Regions from separate parts of the Homo sapiens genome. Here region 2 is linked to region 1. Evidence: chromatin loops called from intact Hi-C (ENCODE). Cell type or tissue: PC-9. All regions are shown on one strand. Each heading gives the region's core, and the rest is flanking DNA. Links, peaks and the distances in the headings are about the cores only. Region 1 overlaps LOC107986637 (a long non-coding RNA gene). Region 2 overlaps LOC124901382 (a long non-coding RNA gene).

Evidence for each region. Peaks named below come from ENCODE experiments on the same cell type or tissue, not always from the same donor. Only the 100,000 strongest peaks of a DNase experiment are listed, where the experiment ranks them.
Region 2: it touches region 1 in a loop (3-fold over the local background); 1 of 110 quality-filtered maps calls a loop at or near these places.

The regions. Positions count from the first base shown.
Region 1 is chr6:113,349,163-113,354,548 of GRCh38, reverse strand. The region is part of intron 3 of LOC107986637 (a long non-coding RNA gene); the gene reads left to right. Among named protein-coding and RNA genes, the nearest start is that of LINC02518, 82 kb to the left of the region's middle. In PC-9, for the core only: no CTCF peak of the experiment used is centred there; DNase peaks (open chromatin) are centred at 1,798 and 2,218; H3K4me3 peaks cover 874 bases; H3K27ac peaks cover 4,548 bases.
Region 2 is chr6:113,877,090-113,882,475 of GRCh38, reverse strand. It overlaps LOC124901382 (a long non-coding RNA gene), which reads right to left. Exons shown (of 3, transcript XR_007059716.1): 2 at 1-1,702. Among named protein-coding and RNA genes, the nearest start is that of MROCKI, 6.4 kb to the right of the region's middle. In PC-9, for the core only: a CTCF peak has its summit at 2,763; a DNase peak (open chromatin) is centred at 2,815; H3K27ac peaks cover 1,051 bases.

The DNA of each region.
Region 1 (5,386 bases), core at 168-5,167:
CACGCTAGTGATGAGAGCAGGGAAAATGCAGGGCGAAGCACAAAAGGACTCTTAAGGCTTCTGCATGGTGGTGATCATATTGCTTCTGCTTACTATTAGCTGCTGTAAATTACATGCCAAGCCTTACTTCAAAGGTACAGGAAAGCATAACCCTCTCCTAATGAAAGACAGTGGATATTGGTAATGAGTAATCCAATCTTTCACAGAGTCTAGTAAATAATGGATGCTTTTAGAATTTAGTAATCTGAGTAATGAAGAAAATGTCAAATGATTCCTGTATATTTCATTCAGCACCTATTTATTAGATGTTTTCAATATCAGGCAGTACACTAAGTACTACATAATAAGGCAAATGAATGGATAATATATTAATATATCAAAGTGTTTGCACTGAAAGGAATATGTTTTATTTTTTTGAAGAAACTTGTGTTTAAGTTAATTCATTTGCCAAAAGCAGAGCAAAGCTACCATGTTGCCTGTATTAGTTCCCTATTGCTGCCTGACAATTTATTGCAAGCTTAGTAGCTATAAAATATCACAAATTTATTATCTCGTAGTTTCTGTTGGGCAGAATCTTGAATGACATAGCCAAATTCTCTGCTCAGGGTCTCAGCAGGCTGAATGAAGGTGTCAGCTCGGGCTGTGGTTCTCATTTGAGTCCTGGAGTCCTCTGCTAAGTTCAGTAATTGTTGGACATATCCATTTCCATGTAGTTGCAGGACTGAGGCCCTATTTTCTTGCTGGTTGTTGGCCAAGGACCTCTCTCAGCTCCCAGAGCCCACCCTCAGTTCCTTACTACATGGCCTCCATAGGCAGTTCATAGTATGGATGCCTGCTGTCTTCCAAGTCAGCCAGAGCATATACCTCTGACATGCACTCCTTCGATCAGCTGGAGAAAACTCTCTGGCTTTGAAATGCTCATGGGATTAGATCAGGCTCACCAGATAATAGCTGTAATTTAAGGACAGCTTATTTGGGATCCTAGTCACATCTCCAAAATTCTTTCATAGCAGCAACTAGATCAGCATTCGATTAAATTACTGGGAAAAATGTGTGTGTGTCAGGGGCTGGGAAGCTTGGAGGTCTCTTAGAATTCTGTCTACCCCCTGACCTCACTGCAAAATGGTGGGTGTTAGTGTAGAAAAAAAAAAAAGGTAATAGTTTTTCCTCATGCATCACAAGGTTTATGGCTGAGACCCCTATAACAAAAGACAGATTAACAAAAGAAAAGCATATATATTTATTTAATACAAATTTTATGTGACATGGTAGCCTTCAGAAATAAAGACCCAAAGAAACAGGGAAAACTATATTTTTATGGACAGTCACGCAGAGAGGTATGATTAGAGAACAAAAGAGTATGATCTAATGGTAATAAACTGGGGGGACTTAAGAAGGCCGCTTTGTCCCAATGCTTCTTAATATCTCTGTGACATTCCTTTTTCCAGGAATACAGAGGACTCCTCTGGAATGAGAGGTTTATGACCTATTTTCAGGGGAGGTTTTATGGCCTGCTTCGGGGGCAAAGGTACAAGTGGAATTCTTTCTATATCCTACTTCTGCTGTTTCCTCACATGCTAGGGTGCCATATTTTTGTGTAGCATGTCCTGAACTCTGTTGTTATTTCAGTTTGCCTATGGCAGGATTGATGAGGTAGGGCCTGTTCTAGAGTAAGTGGCTCTCCTGGGTAAGAACTGGAATTATTAGGAGGGGTATCTTTTGAGGACATTTGTGATGGGTTTGCTCAGTGACTGGTGAGACCCTAGTTGTGTGCTCCCAAGCTGGATTCTCTATGAGTAACACTGAAATTATTGAATCCCTTAAATTCCTAGAGGGTTACTGCATTAGTCAGAGTCCTGGCAAGAAGCAGACAAAATTTTCAAACTGGGTAACTGAAGAGAGTTTAATAAAGGGTTATTTTTTTATTTAGGTGTGGGCAGAGTGTAGGAAGCCAACAAGGGATCGTTATTTCTCCTAGGCTGAAAAGGGGAAGGGGAGAGTGGGACTGGGAATCTGGAGAGGGGAGTTGTGTGGAAAGGGCTCTGACAGGAGCTATAGCCTTTGGTAGAAAGATGCCACCAGTCCATGGAAACTAGGCAGGAAAGTAAAGGGAAACAAATAGCCTAGTCTCTTCCTTTAATCCTCTTATCTCTTGCCAAGAGGGCAAAAGAGCCTGTTTGTCCAGTCCTCAGAGGTCAGCTTCATGGGGCAAGAACAGGGTGGAGAAAGGTAGGGAGGAGATCTAGAAAGGCAAACAAAAAGATAGGTAGCATGATTACTAAAGACATATTTCTTGGCTGTGGTCAGGGTCACAGCTTCCGTTGTGACTCACAGATGAAGTCTCTTTATCTGTGCTTCATAGAGTGTTTTAGTTAGCTTGGTTATAACTCTATCCCACTATGCAATATCATTAACATATATGTCTGTCATTCCCGCTATTTTGTGAGCTTCCTGAGAGCAAGGGCCATGCCTTATTCATCTTTATACATGCAGTGTCTATGTGCTTGGCCCACAGTAGATGATTAATGAATGCTTGTGGGATTATGAAGATATGAAGTCAATGGTGAACAATTATTAAAGTCCTACAAGTAAATTGGGTAATAGGGGCATAAGCAAATGCACAACACTCTTACTGCTCTCTAAGATGTTCTATTACATATTGGCTGATGGAGTTAGAAGATACACTTACCATTGCTGCAACAAATCTCCTGATACTATGAAAATTTGATGTTCTATTTTCATTTTCTACTTAAAGGTCATTAATTTCAGGTTGTACTACACGTTTCATTTAATGAGCACTAGAATCTATCAACAGAGAAGGAGGAACAGCAAATGCAGGGCAAATGAGACAGCTCAGAGCCACTAGTCATCAAACTCAGTTGGCTGTCTGCAGAGTGCAATGACTTTGGGATAAGACGTGATGCTTTACCTTCCTGCCATTGTCACATGTGGTTCTTGTTGCCAAACAGGGAGTAGAGTGTGCTAAGTCTATGAAAAAACTGTTTTCTTCTGTTTTACTTTTTGACATTTTCAAAGCACTAGATAAGGATAAATGTGGTCAGCTTGATGTATGATTGTTTTGGTTCACGTAGAATCATATGCTGAAGAATCACAGGGACTGACAGGGGAAAAATGTAAATGTCATAGTTTTGCTAATTACTTTAGCATGTGTTTCTTCCACATGTCTGAAAGCAAATGTAATTGAGGGTTGTGGTTTCTGGGGCATGGCCAAAAGTACAATGTGACTAACAACTGAGGAAAATATCATGGTTTATCATGTGGTAGAGGATCTGTTATCGTTTTCTTCCCCTCCCCCACAAAGTAAAGATTTTTCCAATATTTAAGGATGTTACTGGAGTATGAAAGAAGAATTATACAAATTGAATCCTGGGATTGGTATTTTTATCGGGTAAGAAAAAAAACATATAAAATGCAGTTTTAAGTTCAGTGGCTGTTCCATTCCATCCTAGAGGTTTCTATTGCAAAAAGTGGATTTGCAAACAAGAAAACAGCTCTTTCAATTCTTTAAACATTTCAACGATGATAAGGGTCTTTCTCAAGCAAATAAATCTCAGGAAATTCAAATACTAGTATGAAACCATAATCTCCCTTCACCTTGTTGCTTCAAAGCCTAGTAACTCTATTGAGAACTCCTGAAAACCAGTGGGTGATCTGACCCCAAGGCTTCATATACTATTTCTTATTTTTATCACAGGAATTTCACAATTTAAAGGCAAGGTTAAAAAACAGTCTATTTTCTCTCTTAAGCAAGTGATCAGGTTGCTTTGTGAACAAAGCAAAAGGCTGAGCTCACATGGAACACTTTTGAAATCTTCCTGGTTTGGGATGGACTGCAAATGCTATTAGTATATTTCCTGGTATTTTAGATGCCTATGAATTGCACCGTAATGAAATCTTTGAATAACAAGCATCTGGTAGCCAGAGCCCACAAAGACTTTCCTATATTATGCAGAACCTTCTGCTACTTTTGAGGCTGTTCTCTTGGTCTTTTAGACTATATCTTTTTCCCTTTATTTCCCCACATGTTTGGGAGTCACAAGTATTTTTGTCACATTTATCACTGACTGTACATAGGTGACTAAACTGGTCATCTGCAGGTCCAGCAGGTTGTGAGAAGAAACTGGGTGATGTATATTCCCCTTTCTCTCCCATATCAAACACCACACCCTCATCCCTGCCCACTAGCCCTATAACTGCTGACTATAAGCTGCAGAAGCAAATGGAAAGTCTATTCTACCAGTGGATTGAGGGGTGTTGGGACTCAGAAAACAATAACCCAAATGAAGGCTTCAGAAGCAGCCTCAGAAGCAAAAGATTTTCTCTGACCTTCTCCTGCCCTCCTGTTTCATAGTCCCACTCTCCCTGGAGGACTATCATAGAAACTAGAATCTCTTTTCTGCGAGGCAAGTCATAGAAGCCAGAACCGCTTTTCCCCAAAGCCAACCATAAAAACCTAAAAATATTACTTTAACTCCCTCCTGACATCTTTCTGTGTAAAAACTGGCCATAATTTATCTGATATACCTTGTTTGACTGTAGGTCATAAGACCCCCATTCCAGAGATGGTCCTGCCTCATACCTAGAAGGAAGAAATACATGCTCAAAGGGGCCAAGAAGAATACAGACAGACAGGCCTTGCTGGCTTTCCTCACTCGATCTATTAGCATGAGATCATACCCTTCTTGTCCAATCATATTTCTACACAATCATCCATACTTCATTTAACCTAAGCATAAAATGAACAATTTCTTCTGTATCTTTGGGTTTCTATTCTGAAGGCTCCTGCGTATGCACATTAAATAAATTTGTAAACCTTTTCCCCAATTAATCTACCTTTTGCAAGTTGATTTTTCATAGAAACTTGAGAGGACCAAGGGGAAAGCTCTCCCTTGGCCCCTGAAAAGGAAAGGTTCTAATGTGTTATTGAGAGTAATGTCAGATAAGAAAATCCAACTAGAGAGCAGAGGAAAGGAGGAAAGCTGGAATAGGGGTTCTAGCTTCTTTAGGGAGTTGAGTGTGGGCCATGAAGGGCCTGAAATATTATTCAGGTACCTGCTTGTATTATCCCATATGCTATTTTTTTTTTTTCCTGAAAAGAGAGTTAAAACTTACAATTAAATTCAAAAAGGGTTTGGGCTACACAAAGTTTTAAGGCTGATTATTGTCAAGAAAGTAAGTTTAGTTAATTGATTTATATTTTACAAATCCAGGAGAGAAGGAGGAATGGAAGGAAGTAAGAAATAATACAGGTAGGATAAATAAGAAGAAAATAGGCATTAGAGAGATACTAGCATTTTATTCCTTTTATCAGTTACTTAATACTTGGTCTGGTGAAATGGGATCTGGGGATAGACACCATTTCTAC
Region 2 (5,386 bases), core at 171-5,170, 530 kb before region 1:
CTGCACAACTTCAAGGAACATGCAAAGAGGCAGCCTGTGTATAACATGACGAAGGATGGACAAATTAACTGATCTTCAAATCCCTTTGAACTGAAATTAAATCATTCTGACAATGGATACTCCAGTATTTCTCTGTATCTTCTTCACATTTGCTTTTTAAAATGTCATTTTTTAACATATATTGTTTTAATAACTGTTCTGGATTAAATTTGGTTTAGAAATAATTTTCAGTTTGTTTGTGTGCTGCTTTATGTAATAAAATGAGATAGTAAATATTTAAAATGTTAATGAGTTTTAAAACATTATAAACCTCAGGAAAATCAAAATCTAGTAACTCATCTGTCAGGCCATAGGCACGGTGATTTAAATTGAGATCACTAACAAATGTAAATGGATTATTAGATGTCAAATACTTTTACTTTCCATTGTAATTCAAATTGAATGTGGGTAAGGCTTAAACATCACCATAAACACTATTTGCTCTAGAGTGAACCTCCTTATAAGAATTACTGGTCTTGGAACTCAACCAAGGGAACTTAGTTACTGAATTGCTATCAGGAGACCCAGGGTGAAGTGATTCTCCCTGTTAAGTGACTCTAATAGTGGTAGAATCCAGCTCTTTTGTTTTAGGCAGTAGTATATTTATGTCAAATCATTATACTTCATATCCAAAAAAGATGCAGGGAAGCTTCCAAGTTTACTAATGCCATCTTGACTGACATTGAGTAAGTTCTCCTTTCTTTGCAATTTTCAGCTCAATAGTATCTTACAGCGCAATGTGCCAGGAAGTCTACCAACTTGAAACTAAGCCTTTCCTGCTATAAATTAAACGTGTTTCCTCCTTGGTACAAACCAAATGCTTAATTATCTCTCTCCTCTTTCACAATCCCTTCATAGAGGCCAGGGCTCTTTGATCTTGCTATTTTTTTCCACCTCTAGAAATGGGCATTATTTTAAAACTTCCACCAGTTTTATGGTTCATCTGGAGTCTACACCAACTTAAAAACTGGGCAGAGTATTCACGTTGATGTCTGAGTGTTTACTATGTGCCAGGATTAATGTTCACAATATCGTGTGATACATATATTATTACCTCATGAATCCTCACAGCAATCTTAAGAGGTAGTTCTGTTATCCTCCTTTTACAGGTGAGGAACTTGAGGCAGAGAGAGGCTAGGTAAATTGCCCAAGGTCACGTTGCGCAAATTCCCCAAAGCAGAATGTGTGCTCATAACCATTGCTCTGCACTCCTTGTCCGTTACTTTAAGCTTGCTGGTTTGGTTACCCAATTCCTAAACACTGATGACCAACATATACTAAATTGCCTCTGGAACATTATTCTGGTAAGTAGTATTATTGAAGTCTAAAAGCAGGTTTACCCATGAAACACATTCAAGTAATCTGAGAATTTATGCTCTAGGCCTGGCGTAGCAGCTCACATCTGTAATCCCAACAATTTGGGAGGCTAAGGCGGGAAGATCACTTGTGCCTAGGAGTTTGAGACCATCTGGGGAACACAGCAACACCTCATCTATACCAGAAAAAACAAAGAAAGCCAGGAATGGGGGTGTGCACCTGTAATCCCAGTTACTTGGCAGGCTGAGGTGGTAGGACTGCTTCAGCTTGGGAGGTCGAGGCTGCAGTTATCCACGATCGTGCCACTGCCCTCCAAACTGGGTGACAGAGCAAGCAGAGACTCTGTCTGAAAAAAAAAAAATGAAAGAAAGAGAAAGAGAGACAAAGAAACAAAGAAAGAAAGAAAGTAAGTTATGCTCTAAACACATCTCCTCATCCAGCACAATCTCCTCCCAGACCACTCCCACCCAGTTTTGTGGATTTCTTTTTTCAAATGATGATTTTGATATTCCACCCCTTTTTCATGTTGAAAATATGGTATATATACACCAAGGAATACTATATGGCCATAAAAAAGAAGGAGTTTGTATCCTTTTGCAGAGACAGAGATGGAGCTAAAGGCCATTATTCACAGCAAACTAATGCAGGAACAGAAAACCAAATACCACATATTCTCACTTATAAGTGGGAGCTAAATGATGAGAACACATGGACACACAGAGGGCAACAAGACACATGGGCCTTTGAAAGGGTGGAGAGAGGGAGGAGGAAAAGGATCAGGAAAAATAACTAATGGGTACTATGCTTAATACCTGGGTGATGAAATAATCTCAACAACAAAACCCCCAGGATACAAGTTTACCTATGTAACAAAGCTGCACTTGTACCCCAGAAGTTAAAAGTTAAAAAAAAAGAAAACATTGAATTCTACTTTAACTATCAGATATTGTCTGTGCAGCATTTAAAAATGTACTAAAGCAGCCAAGCCAAGTGGGAGATAAAAATAATAATAATAAAGGTAAAAAAATGTAATGTACTAAAAATATGGAGATTATATAGAGATTATATAGAAAACCATAGAAAATTTAGAGTAGCATTGGTAACTGAAAAGTAAAATAACAATCAATAAAATGATAAATATAAAAATAATATATTATTCTGAATTGTTCATAAGATAGACTAAAAAGATTTCCTAAGGAACAATTTTCTACACATTATACTCAGCCACTGCATAGTATAAATGTGTGTTTTCAGATAATTGGGACAAACCTAATAACTTTGAGATAATAGAAATCAAAACAAACTGAAATCCTAGTTTGAAGGCTAAGACTATAATTTCAGTAAGTCTAAATTTAGTGCTTAATCCACTAAGGAGTGTCCTTGGCAGTGAAATTGAGATACAGTACACACCAGTGACCTCTTCGTGTCACTGGTGAGCTTTCCTTGGCTCCCTTCTACCTATCTCTTCAACGGGTTCCCACTCCAGTGCTATCGGTGTGCTTGCAAAGGCAAGAGCTAAAGAGAACAGGTTTTTTAAAAAAATTTTAAATCACAGCTAATCTTTTCCCAAGACAAACAGTATTCAGTGTGAAAAGAAAGCTCCTGGTTAATTTATGTCGCTTAGAAAACTGAAACAGATAAAGGAATATCCTTTAAAAATCACCACCTGACTGTAATATAATCAGGAACTGGGTAAATTCAACAATAGAAGGAAGTCAAATAGACTGACCTTTCCCAAGTTGTTTTAAAACTGACATGTGAGTGGAAGTTACTGGTGTGGTTTTGTTGTCGCTTCTTGTTTTCCTAAGGAATTTGGAATCTGAGCAGGGAAGTCGCCTGTTCTTTAAACTAGCAGTAGAACAAGAAAGAATACACCCATCCTTCTGGGGGATAAAAAAATTAAGTTATTCTAGCTGGAATGCACCTCCCCAAAAGAGATAGATAAAATCACCAACCAAGAATTTAAACAAGAAGTATTATTTATCTCTTACTGTTGGCCCATACTGTCCTAAATATTGGTAGTGATGAAGGGAACAATTGTGCAAAAGGAGTATTGAAACACAGGAGTTCATAAATGGTCTCTTCTCTCAAGAAGTTTACAGTCTAACTCAAAATTGTTGTATTTTAAGCATGTTTGGAAGTATTTAATTTTTTGCCTCATTGTTATTTGTCATTCTAAAAGTTACTGCTATAATGGCTACAGAAACTGTGGTTCCTGAGTTTTCTGACATAGAACCAATATATTGTTATATGTTACATATTATTTTGTCTTTTCATATAAATACATCAACAAATTACCAAAATGTAGGGGCTATTGCTAAGCCATCTGCTTTAATTTGGGTTTATAAAATATGATCACTAGAACTATGCCCCAGGTTTTTAAGGGTGCCTATCCAATTTATATTTTTCAGTCAAAAAGTAATGTCTCCAAATAAAACAGCATCAATAGCTTTCCAACAGCCAGTATTAGAAGCAGAACTCCATGGTCAGTCATTCTAGTCTAGGTTGTATCTTCACCCAGAATTGTTTCATGTTTGAAATCTTCAACTTCAAACCAATAATCAAATTATTTTCTGTTCATCTAACTTCACTACCTCCTCTCCCATTACCATCTCTGAGTCTGTATGGGTGCTGCTGAGTTTCCATTGTCTCCTGTTTCTTCTGGGTTTCCATGCAGGACTGCATGGTCAATGGCTTTTAACATCTCTCACATCAGTGTCCTTTCACATTCCTTCATCCTCCTCCCACACCTGTGCTGTTCATCCTCAACCCTGTGTCAGTTCACGATCTGTTTCCTCTGTAACTGAGTAGGCAGACAAAAATCTCATCGCTGTGTTGATGACAGTGTGGCAAATTCATGTATTTTTTGACCTGGCTATTCTACTTGTTCTTACTTTTTAAATTCATTTCCTATGGAAATGCTGTTAACCTTTTTCATTCTCTTCAAGTCTTCCTCTTTATTCTCAAAAAATCATATTTCAGAGATAACTTTGCCTCTTCTTTCACATAAAAAATAGAGGCTACATGCAATGGCTCATGCCTATAATTTTAGCACTTTGGGAGGCTGAGGCAGGTGGATCACCTGAGGTCAGGAGTTCAAGACCAGCCTGGCCAACATGGTGAAACCCCATCTATACTAAAAATACAAAAATTAGCCTGGGGTGGTGGCACTCTCCTGTAGTCCCAGTTACTCAGGAGGCTGAGGCAGGAGAATTGCTTGAACCTGGGAGGCAGAGGTTGTAGTGAGCTGAGATCACACCACTGTACTCCAGCCTGGGCGACACAGCAAGACTCTCTCTCAAAGAAAAAAAAAAGAAAAGAAAAAAAAGAAAACCATCAGGTTCGATCCTTTTCAGTCTTCTTACTGCAACTTGCCAATATTTATAGGTCATCATTTCACTCTTCAAGACCTAGCTCAAAAGCCATCCCTTTGTTGTGGCCACCCTGGATCATTCTCTTCCTCTGTCAGTCACATTGTGAATATAATCACTATCAAAATGATAGATATTTTAGGAATGTATTTCAAATTTCCTGCTTTCTACCAAATATCTCTTAATTTTTAGTTCAGGAAATGTAGCCTATAATACTTGTTATAATTTTTAGAGTTTAACTTTTAAAATAAGGTAATACATTCATATTATTCAAACTTCACCAGGCACAAAGATAAATTAGTGACCATTCTTACACTCTTGTGCTTAACTACACAGTTTCTTGTGTATTTTCTAAAGATATTAATGTAATATGTAAGTAATTAATCTTGCATCTTCCCCTGTGCCCATACTTTTTGCATACATACATAGTATATTATATTATGTACGTATCACTATACTGTACTGATATACACCCATCACTTAACAATAGGTACTAGAAATGATTCCAAATCCATACATAAAGTATTACCTCTTTCTATTTTATAGATACATAGTATAGATTAGAGACTGCCACAAATTCCTGGCCACTTCTCTAATTAAGAGGTAGAGTCCACTTTTCTCCCGTTGTATCTGGGCTGGCTCTGAAACTTATTTTTCTC